2 separate regions of the Homo sapiens genome follow, and region 1 is linked to region 2. A link is a contact called in ENCODE Hi-C or POLR2A ChIA-PET data. All regions are on one chromosome and are shown on one strand. The core of a region is the stretch at or near the end of the contact, and the rest is flanking DNA. Distances in the headings are between cores, read along the strand shown. Region 1 overlaps ARHGEF6 (Rac/Cdc42 guanine nucleotide exchange factor 6). Region 2 has its middle 6.5 kb from the start of VGLL1.

Region 1 (4,993 bases), core at 2,288-4,787, 170 kb before region 2:
TTGCTATGGTAGCTCCTGTTTCTTCCTGGGAATAACCTCTCTTTTACAAAAATACCCTCTTCTCTCCTGTGCTTGCTTCAGTGTGGCATTCATCCTTTTTCACGAGGGAGAGGGTTAAATGAGAGATCAGAGAGAAGAGGAGTTGGTGCTAAGACAGATCCGGACCTCACTTCCGTCTCTGCTGTGCTGTGCTTTTGCTCTTGTTAGTTCTCTCCACTCTTTGTTTACCATGGTTGCCAGCAATGAAGACTTTGAGAAACCCCCCAAAAAGTTGTGTACTTGCTCTGGGGGCAGGGAGCACGTAAAAAATTCTGAGCCTAGGTTCTGTTCTTTTCTGTCTTTGAAGGGCCAGAGAAGGGAGCAAGTAAGACTGATCACAAACAAAAAGTGGTAGGGACAAGGCCGGGCGCGGTGGCTCACGCCTGTAATCCCAGCACTTTGGGTGGCCGAGGCAGGTGGATCACTGGAGGTCAGGAGTTCCAGGCCAGCCTGGCCAATATAGTGAAACCCCATCTCTACTAAAAGCACAAAAATTAGCCGGATGTGGTGGTGTGCGTCTGTAGTCCCGGCTACCCAGGAGGCTGAGGCAAGAGAATCGCTTGAACCCTGAAGGTGGAGGTTGCAGTGAGCCAAGATCGCACCACTGCACTTCAGCCTGGGCAACAGAGCAAGACTGTCTCAAAAAAAAAAAAAAAAGGAGTGGGGACAAAAAAAGAAGCAAAAGAAGCACACCACCTAATATCTGGGGCTGGATAAATGAAAAAGAGAAGAAAGGGAACCACTCTACCCAGTGTGAGTGGCACTCTTGAAATTTTCCACTGGCCAGAGGCTGTGGCAGCCAGCTCCTCTTGCCTCACCACCCCTTTTGGACCACAGTGATTTCCCCCGAAGGGCTGGTGGGGTAGTAATTGAGGTGGAGAGGAGGAATCTCTGACCTTCTGCTAGGTAGAGTTATGATCATTCAAATTAGAAACCTATACAAAGATGCCACAGAAGCACTTCTATATGAGATGGCTAAGCTCTGTAGTGTTATTATAGTATACATAGCTTTCTTCAGCTTTCCAGTCCAACCCAGAATATCCCAGAGCCCCATCCACCATGCATTCTATGAAATAAATGTATGTTGTTTTAAACAGCATTTATACACTGAGAACTGCTTCTATTGTATCATGTCACATATACAGAACATTTTAAGCTTGAAAAGCAAGTCTTAATCCACTGCTATTTCAAATGGGCTGTATAAAATTCTACATTTAAAAGACAGATTGTTCTTTGGTATAACAATATATATTTATGTATTATATTTGTGTATAATGATACTAATTTGTGTATTATGTTTATTTGGCTAAATAAAATGTGTCTTTTAGGATCTATTTATCATAGATAAAAGGCATTTTAGGACAATTTTGTTCTTTTGTTGCCCTAGTAAAATTATCTTTTCTGAAGAACCAGTGTTTTAATCCAAGATAGTGATCTCATGTTGTACTGAAATAAATTTAAATTGTTTTATGATGTTTAGCAAGCCTAGAAGTTAGAATGCTGCATGGAAGGTAATAATAAGGTACACATTAGCATTTGCTTTTAATTGCTTTCACTCTTGCATCAATTAGAGTAAAATGTTGAGGATGCGGGCAGTCATTTAGTCACTGAAAGAAAAAATAAAACTTGTTTACTAAATTGAAAAGAAATTAGGAAAATGATTTTCTCCAAATTACATTTCTACTCAAATGCACTCCAAACCCGAGTTATTTCCCTAATTATATTTTATATGCAATGAATTTTTAAACCTCTTTATGCACTTTATGCTCTTGGTTGGCAATTGAACATCAATTGAATTTCCATTAAGTTGGAAACCACAGGTACTGGTAGTTTTTAAAGATGTGATTTTAGCAAGGTATTTGTCTTGGGATAATAATAATAATAATGCATCCACTGACTACTTTAAAGTTTACAAAATCCTGTCCTGCAGAGAGCCAGTATGGCATCCTAAAAAGACCTGAGGCTTTGGCTTCAGACCTGAGTATGAATCCCACTGTAGCCACTTACTATCACCCTTCCTCTCAGTTTTCTCATCTGTAAAATGGGGAGAACACCTATGTTGAAATGTTGTTGTCATTAAACAAGAATGAATGCATGTACAATTCTTAGCATGAAATAGTAGCATTAAAACCCCCAATATTTAATCTTTGCAATTTTATTAGGAAGTAGGTTTTATCTCTCTTATAAGCATGAGTCAGTTGAGGCTCAGGCAACTCATCCAGGGTTGCCAACTCTCTTTTATGACTCCAAGTCTAGGACATTTCCCTCCCTTTGGCTACTTCTGGAACAAGACTACGAAAACTGATAAAAGGATTAGCAGCAGGCTGGGTGCGGTGGTTCATGCCTGTAGTCCCAGCACTTTGGGAGGCCGAGGTGGGAGGATTGCTTGAGCCCAGGAGTTCGACACCAGCCTGGGCAAAATGGCAAAACCCTGTCTCTATAATTTTGTAAAAGTTTTATAAAAGGATTAGCAGCAATTGCTAGATATGACCTCTCATATGTGATCTAGACTCCATTAAGGCAGCCATTCCCAGCCCAACATATGTGCCATACTGCATGACTCAAGGCTGCTGTTGCATTAGCTGAAACTCCATCTTTTCTCTCCTGCTCAGAAAAGCCCACGAAGGGAGAGTGTGGGTGGGGATTGCAGGGATAACCTGCAATCCGCTCTGTTTCCAGCCTCCTAGTACTTTATTACTGATAGCAAGTTTTTTGAACACACTTCACACCTTATAGCAGCACACCACAGTTGGGAACCATGGCATAAGACGTGTTCTAGGGAGAATAAGTAGGTCACTTTGCACTAGGGGTTTCCTGCTGGGGAGTAGTGAGAAAGATGGTGGAGCCAGTAGGAGTTTAAAAAGTTAAGACTTGATCTTGTAGGCACTCAGCCTCTTGGGTAGGAAAGCAGTGAGGCTAAAATGGTAGTCTGTAGGACCTGGAAAAAGCCTGGAAGCCAGGAAAACAGTTGGTCTATTGAAGTGAGCCAGATGGAATGAGCTGAAATCCTGAACTAAGGCAGTGGCAGCAGGAATGGAAAGGAATGAACAGATCCAAGAAGATTTGTGACTGACTGGATATGCATGGCCAACCAAAGAGGTAAAAGGGCCATGTAATAAAGCAGAAGTTTCAACATAAGCTGTCACTTAGGCAGTAGGTTTCCTCCTCTAAGTATATTTTGCTTAAATATGTATCAAAATGATCTTGCAGCCCCAGGACTCAATATCCCTGTTGGTGGAAAGTAAACAGTTTGGAACGGTGCTAAACAGCAGAAAAAGCACTGGCTTAGAATTAGACATTTACAGCACACAGTTCATAAAATATTAATATATTTTTTCACCAAGTTACTGCCTTATGGAAGTGTTTGGTTAACCTGCTTCACTGGTTTTTGATATTGGGCTAAGTGACTTTGTGGTTAGTCATACAAACATGCTGGTATCTAAATGCAGGAAGTGATTCTAGAACATTACAAGTGGGTGATACAACCTTGTGGATTGTTATCTTTAGGCACCTGACCAGCCAATAACTAGGACGTTTGAAGTGATTAAGAAAATCTATTTTTTAAATTATACTTTAAGTTCTGGGTCATCTGATACACTGTATATCTCACGCCCATGAATGTAGGCTCCTTAAGGGTGGGGATTTTTTTTTTTTGTTCACTGCTGTAGCCCCATCAGAGAACAGAGCCTGTCACTTAGTAGATGCTCAATCAGTAATTGTTGAATGTGTGACACCAGGGATCATGAGTGTCTGGCTCACCAAAGGAGCCCTGGTGCTGATTTTACAGAAGGAGCTTAATAAAACCTGATTTAGTTGAGCCAAAACAAATTGAACAGCATTTGGACTAGTAAAACACATTTTTATTTGGCTTTATATTGTGTGAAATACAGTAAAATAATTTTAGGTTGATAATTCTTTACATGAGATATTCAACAGTAACAAAATTATATTTGTTCTTTTGCTAGTGATGAGTTGGAACAATTCATGGAAAATCAAGGTGCATCGAGCCCAGGTATCCTCATTTTAACAACAAACCTCAGCAAACCATTCATGCGACTGGAGAAATATGTTACTCTCTTGCAAGAGTTAGAACGGCATATGGAGGTAAGGGAAGGTGAACTTTTTCAAGCTCGTGTGCCAAGTATGGTCCTGTGCTCTGGAGGACGCAGCCAATTTGCCTCCAAAATGGCCTTGCAGAGGAATCAAGGTCTTGGATTCAAAATTTACTTTATCTGTTCTTCCCTCTTCTCAGGCTTCTAGTTTTCCTTTTTATGCAGCAAAATAAGATCCTTACTCTTTGCTACTAGATATTAATGATCATTCTCCCTTTTCGCTCTTCTCTTCCAAGCCTTGGTCCTGTGGCTTCCCTTAAGTCTATGCTTACTTGCTAACTTGAGTTTTCTTTTGCCCTCTCAGTAGTTTGGTCAAAATCCAACTAAGAAATCTTCTTTGTTTCTGGTATATTAACCAACTTTATTGTGGGAGATAGAGCAAAACAACATCAGAATGTACAAAGAACAAGTTCACTATAGACAGGAATATTTATCTCTAGAATTCTGCCATCATTCAACTTCCTGACTCTGGATAACAGTGGAAGATTCTGGTATTCCTTAAAGACTAATGGATGGATACAATATTAGTGGTATCTCTCTACACATCATGCATGTACATCAGAGTCCCCCCACATTTTTATTTATAAGCCTACAGTTTACTTGCAACTGTTGTAGCATAGCTATAATCTTTTCTAAATTCTAAGATTTTGCAATGAGGCCTGATAATTGAATATTTTTTCACCAAGAACCAAAGGCCTCATGTTATGAAAAACCAATCAGCAGAGCTAGCTCCTTGAGCCATTCTTTTGTGATTGTTCATGGGGGATTTAAGTGTGGGTGGGAGAGGAGGGCCTGCTGGAGGAGGCTGCATTTACCCTAGTTGCTCTTCCTGTGTCTGGGGA
Region 2 (4,694 bases), core at 804-3,303:
GAGAGAGAGAGAGAGAGAGAGGGAGGGAGAGGGAGGGAGGGAAGGAGAAAGGAAGGAAGGAAAGAAGGAAGGAAAAAGAAAAGAAAATAATAAAAGAAAAGAGAAAATGGACACATTTGGTACTGAATTTGACATAAGGAAGGGGGGGTATCAGGATAATCCCTAGGTTTGGGGGTTACATAAGTTGATTGATGAGTCTGCCTTTCACGGAGATATGAAACACTGGAAGAGTGTCATGTTTAGGAGAGGGAATAAAGACTTCCATTTTGAGCATGTAGATTTTGAGTGATAACAGAAGTCAGTTATTCAGGAGAGGGATCTGAGTTAGAGATATACATTTAGGGGCCAGCCGTATACAGATGGCTGTTAAAGCCTTGGGCTATAACTTACCCAGAGAGAGCAGACAGTGAAACATAAACAGGGATAAGACCAAGCTTTGTGTAACTGCAACATTTACTGGCCACATGGAAGTGATGAGCCAGCAAACATTACTTATAAAGAATGGGCAAGGAGGTAGGAAAAAAACCAGAGGGATGCTAGAATCCTAAAGCCTAAAGAAGAATGTATTTGAAGATGGAGGAACTGATCACCTGTACCAAATGCTGCTGAGAAGTAGAACAGTCTAATAAAAATGTCTGTTGGATTTAGCAGCATGGAGGTCATAAGTGACCTTAGTGAGAAGTCTTTGCTGGAGTGTTGAGCCAAAGGCAGATTGAAGTGGGATGAGAGAAGTGGAGAGGAAGAGCTGGTACTGACAATATGGAGAGTACTTTGTAGGAGTTTGGAGGTGGAAGAGTGGAGAGACAGAAGAGAATCTGGGGATGGGATTCGGCGGGCTAAATGAGTTTTTTGTTTCTTTTTCTTAAAGGGATAGGTATTGACATCATTAAAGGCCAATGGAAAGGATCCAGTTAGAGCAAGAGGTTGAATATACCACAGAAATAAAGTGTTACTAATAATATAAAATTCTGGAGAAAGCAGGTGGAGAGGATGGGATCAAAGTTCAGGTGGAAGGATTGGCTTTCAATAGAAGGAGGCACTGTTCTAAGAGGAGGAAAGACATAGGACGCACGCAGATATAATGGAGTTTCTAATCTTGGCAAATGTGTTAGCCATTATTTATTTACTTATTTTTAGTGGTAGGGAAATTGCACTAGGAGGCAAGAGATCTTGACTCTAGTCTGAGATCTTTTCCTAAATAGATTTTCAACCTTGGGGAAGTTATTTCTCATTCCTTTGCCCATTTTTTTAAGTGAGGGTGCTCTGTTAGATGATCTCTAAGGTTTCTTACAGCTACTCTAAGTAAATCAAGAGAGGGTAAAGTCCAAAATGTTAGAAAACTAACTTAGAATGTTCATTCCATTATGTTTTCAAATACAAGTGCTTGCTTCCAGTTTAAGGAGATAAATGAAGCCACTGTATTTAATCTCATGTTCGTTCCAAACTCTCACTAAAATGCCGAAATAAATATAAAAATAAGAAGAAAATAATCTAGAGCAGTGCTGGAAAGCCAGAAAAGGTATCACCAGCAGACCAGAAAAATACAGTGGGCTAGGTAATACACTAAGCAATTGACATGTATTAAAGCATTTAAATAGTTCTATAAGGCAGGTACTATTATTATCTCATTTTTAAAAATTGAGTAAACAGAGCCACAGAGAAGTTACATAGCTTGTCCAAGCCAGGCAGTCTGGCCTCTAGGGTCTGTGCTATGTTATGTGACCTCACTGAAATAGTAGGAAATGTCTGAAAATTATAATGTGGAACCCGTGCCCTGCTAACATAGAAATAGGAGAAGCATATTGGAGAAATGATCATGTATCTTCCAAATGAAGCACCAGAAAAAGCTCAGAGTTTGCAGAGGCTAGAAGCTAGAGTGAGTCATGGAGCAGAAAGCAGAGAAGTGAGTCGAAGGTCTGCCAAAGCTTCTGGGCCATGTTCCAACTCTGTGCACAGTGTCTTGCTGTAGTATTCACCCCTGGCTATAGCCAGTGAGAATAGCTTTCTAAATAAAGCTCTTCTTTTGCATAGAGAGGGAGCCTACCAGGGACTTTGTGGTTGGAGAGTGAAGTGGGACTGCCCAGGTAATTTAGAGGCCATCATAAGGATATGGAGACAAAAGCCATCTAGGTCTAGCAGTTAAGTCCTCTAAAGCAGTATACACCCAATAAGAGGCTTTCCCAACCTCTAAGCTACTAGCTACCCAAACTGCAACACAAATGTGCCTATCCAATCCACATTTCATAAATAGGAGCCCTCCTGTTGGCTCACCCCCAACCATTCACCTGCACATCTCTGTCACATTCAGAGAGGAGGCCTGTCAGGTGAATGGTAACCTCCATAACTGCTGAGGACCCCAAACCAGTTACCAAAATATAGCAATCTAGACCTCTGTATCAATGGCCAGTCACCAGACATTTAAGAAAAACCGACAGCATGATACAGAAACACTAAGATGACAAGGCAAAACAGTGGACTTCTGAGGGAAAAGTGAATGTGGAACACAGAAGCAAATATGTTTGAAAAATCCTAATTAGCATCTTGAGAGATGTCAAAGATAATATTGCATTCATAGGGTAAAATTGGTGAGCTATGAAAAAGAAGTAATCAGAGAATAAGACAGAGTTCTTACAAATTGAAAACATAATTGCTGAAATAAAATAACTCAATAAAATAGATAAATAGCAATGGAAATAACTTGAAAACTGTCTTAGCAGTTTGGAAGACCAAGTCATGGAAGATCAGTGGAACAGAATATAGAGTACAAATATATATGGGAATTTCATATTTTTAGAGGTTTCAAATTACCGAGGAACAGATGGATTAATCAAATGATGATATCGAGACAACTGGCTATTCATTGGGGAAAAGCATCAGGTTTAAGGCCTATCTTAAAACTTGATTATCCCCTTTCTCTCCCCCCTCAATTTTTCCATCTCTATTGGATCATTCCCATCTTCATTCAAATATGCCCATGTATCTCCCGCTTCTTACACCCCTCCCACATCTCTATTTTCATTTTTATGATCCCCTTTGTAGCAAAACTTCTTGAACTTGTCCATGTTTGGTCACTATCTCTACTTCTCACTTCCATTCACTCCTAAACCCACTCCATTAAACTTCCATTTTCCAGTGTATCTACTTTTGTCAAAGTCACCAATCATCTCACTGTTACTAAATCCATTCCTACTTCTTTGTCTTTATCCTACTCAATCTCTTAGAGGCATTCAACAGAGTTGATCAGTTTTCTTTCTTCTTCAAACATTCTCTTATTCACTTTATGGCACCACCTTGTACTGTTTTTCTCTGACCTCACTAGCTTTCTTCTCAGTCTCCTTTGTTCAAACCCTAAATCTCAGATTACCTCAGGGATTGATTGGTTCTGGGATCTCTCCTCTGATTCTGTAATCTCTCTTTTGACAATCCGAGCCCAAAGTTTTAAGTATCTTCTATGTAACTATGGCTCACAAATTTACATCTCCAGCCCAGACGTCTCCTCTAATAGGCATCTCAAACTGTTTTTTTTTTTTTTTTTTTTTTTTTTTTTTTTTGAGACGGAGTTTCGCTCTTTTTGCCCAGGCTGGAGTGCAATGGCGCGATCTGGGCTCACCGCAACCTCTGCCTCCCGGGTTCAAGCGATTCTCCTGCCTCAGCCTCCCGAGTAGCTGGGATTACAGGCATGCGCCACCACGCCCAGCTAATTTTGTATTTTTAGTAGAGACGGGGTTTCTCCACGTTGGTCAGGCTGGTCTCGAACTCCCAACCTCAGGCGATCCGCCCGCCTTGGCTTCCCAAAGTGCTGGGATTACAGGAGTGAGCCACTGCGCCCAGCCCAGGCATCTCAAATTTAATATGTCTAAAACTGAGCTCTTAATTCTCCACACCCAAATTTGTTTCTCATACTTCGCATGAAAGGAAATACTATAAGGTTAAAGATGTAAACATAAAAAATTAAACTATTAAACTGCTAAAATAATATATAGAAATGTATGTATGGGAAATATATCACAATAAATGTAATATTGAAGTGGGGAAGGCCTTTCCAACTCTGACATGAAGCTCAGGAGTCATAAAGAGAAAGATTTACCAGTTGACACAAGGTGAGCTTCTGTGTACCTAAAACCAATATAAAGTTACAAGACAAAGAGCAGACTGAGAGAATCTACTTGCAGTACCATATGGTTTCTATCCATAATATAAAAAACTTCTATGAATCATTAAAAAAGGCAAATAAGCCAACAGGAAACTGAGCAAAAGATATGAACAACCAAATCAAAAAACTGAGCAAAAGATATGAACAACCAAATCAAAAAGGAAGAAATACAGAGTCAACAAACATTTAAAACAATACTTAACTTTCTTATCAGGAAAGAACAAATTAAAATAAGATACCATTTTCAACTATTAGATTGGCAAAAGCTTAGAAGGTCAGTAATACCTAGTATTAACAAAAATATGGGAATAGAACACTCTCATACTCTTGTGAGTGTAAATTAATTCAACATTTCTGGAGGGCAATTTGGCAAAATCTATCAAAATTTAAAATAATTTAAAGTTTGTTTACATAAATTTTACATAAATACATAAATTTTGAGTTATGATGCGGCAAACCCACTTTATGAAATCTAATTTAAAGAAATACCATTTCTTTAAATATATTAAAATATATTTTAAGAGAAACTTGCATTTAATAA

What was found. Hi-C counts contacts between places; a loop is a spot of excess contacts on that map. ChIA-PET counts read pairs that join two places held with the same protein, here RNA polymerase II (POLR2A). Pooled maps may share reads with other maps.
Region 1: a map of Panc1 shows a loop between it and region 2 (2.8-fold over the local background). The contact joins two enhancer-like sites. A Hi-C loop is called at or near these places in 6 of 168 maps with a recorded cell type or tissue (CD4-positive, alpha-beta T cell, Caco-2, OCI-LY7 and 3 more), 1 of 37 single-sample maps with no recorded cell type and 3 of 50 pooled maps. POLR2A ChIA-PET finds 5 or more read pairs at or near these places in 4 of 52 experiments (H1, HEK293T, activated CD4-positive, alpha-beta T cell and 1 more).

The regions. Positions count from the first base shown.
Region 1 is chrX:136,689,760-136,694,752 of GRCh38, reverse strand. ARHGEF6 (Rac/Cdc42 guanine nucleotide exchange factor 6) reads left to right here. Exons shown (of 22, transcript NM_004840.3): 10 at 4,005-4,143. Among named protein-coding and RNA genes, the nearest start is that of CD40LG, 44 kb to the right of the region's middle. Within about 2 kb of position 3,537, at least 6 of the 41 ENCODE cell types and tissues checked have a DNase peak (open chromatin) inside an H3K27ac peak, as active enhancers do; they include PC-3, where a contact is called at or near this core.
Region 2 is chrX:136,523,390-136,528,083 of GRCh38, reverse strand. No RefSeq gene overlaps it. Among named protein-coding and RNA genes, the nearest start is that of VGLL1, 6.5 kb to the left of the region's middle. Within about 2 kb of position 2,053, at least 8 of the 41 ENCODE cell types and tissues checked have a DNase peak (open chromatin) inside an H3K27ac peak, as active enhancers do; they include PC-3, where a contact is called at or near this core.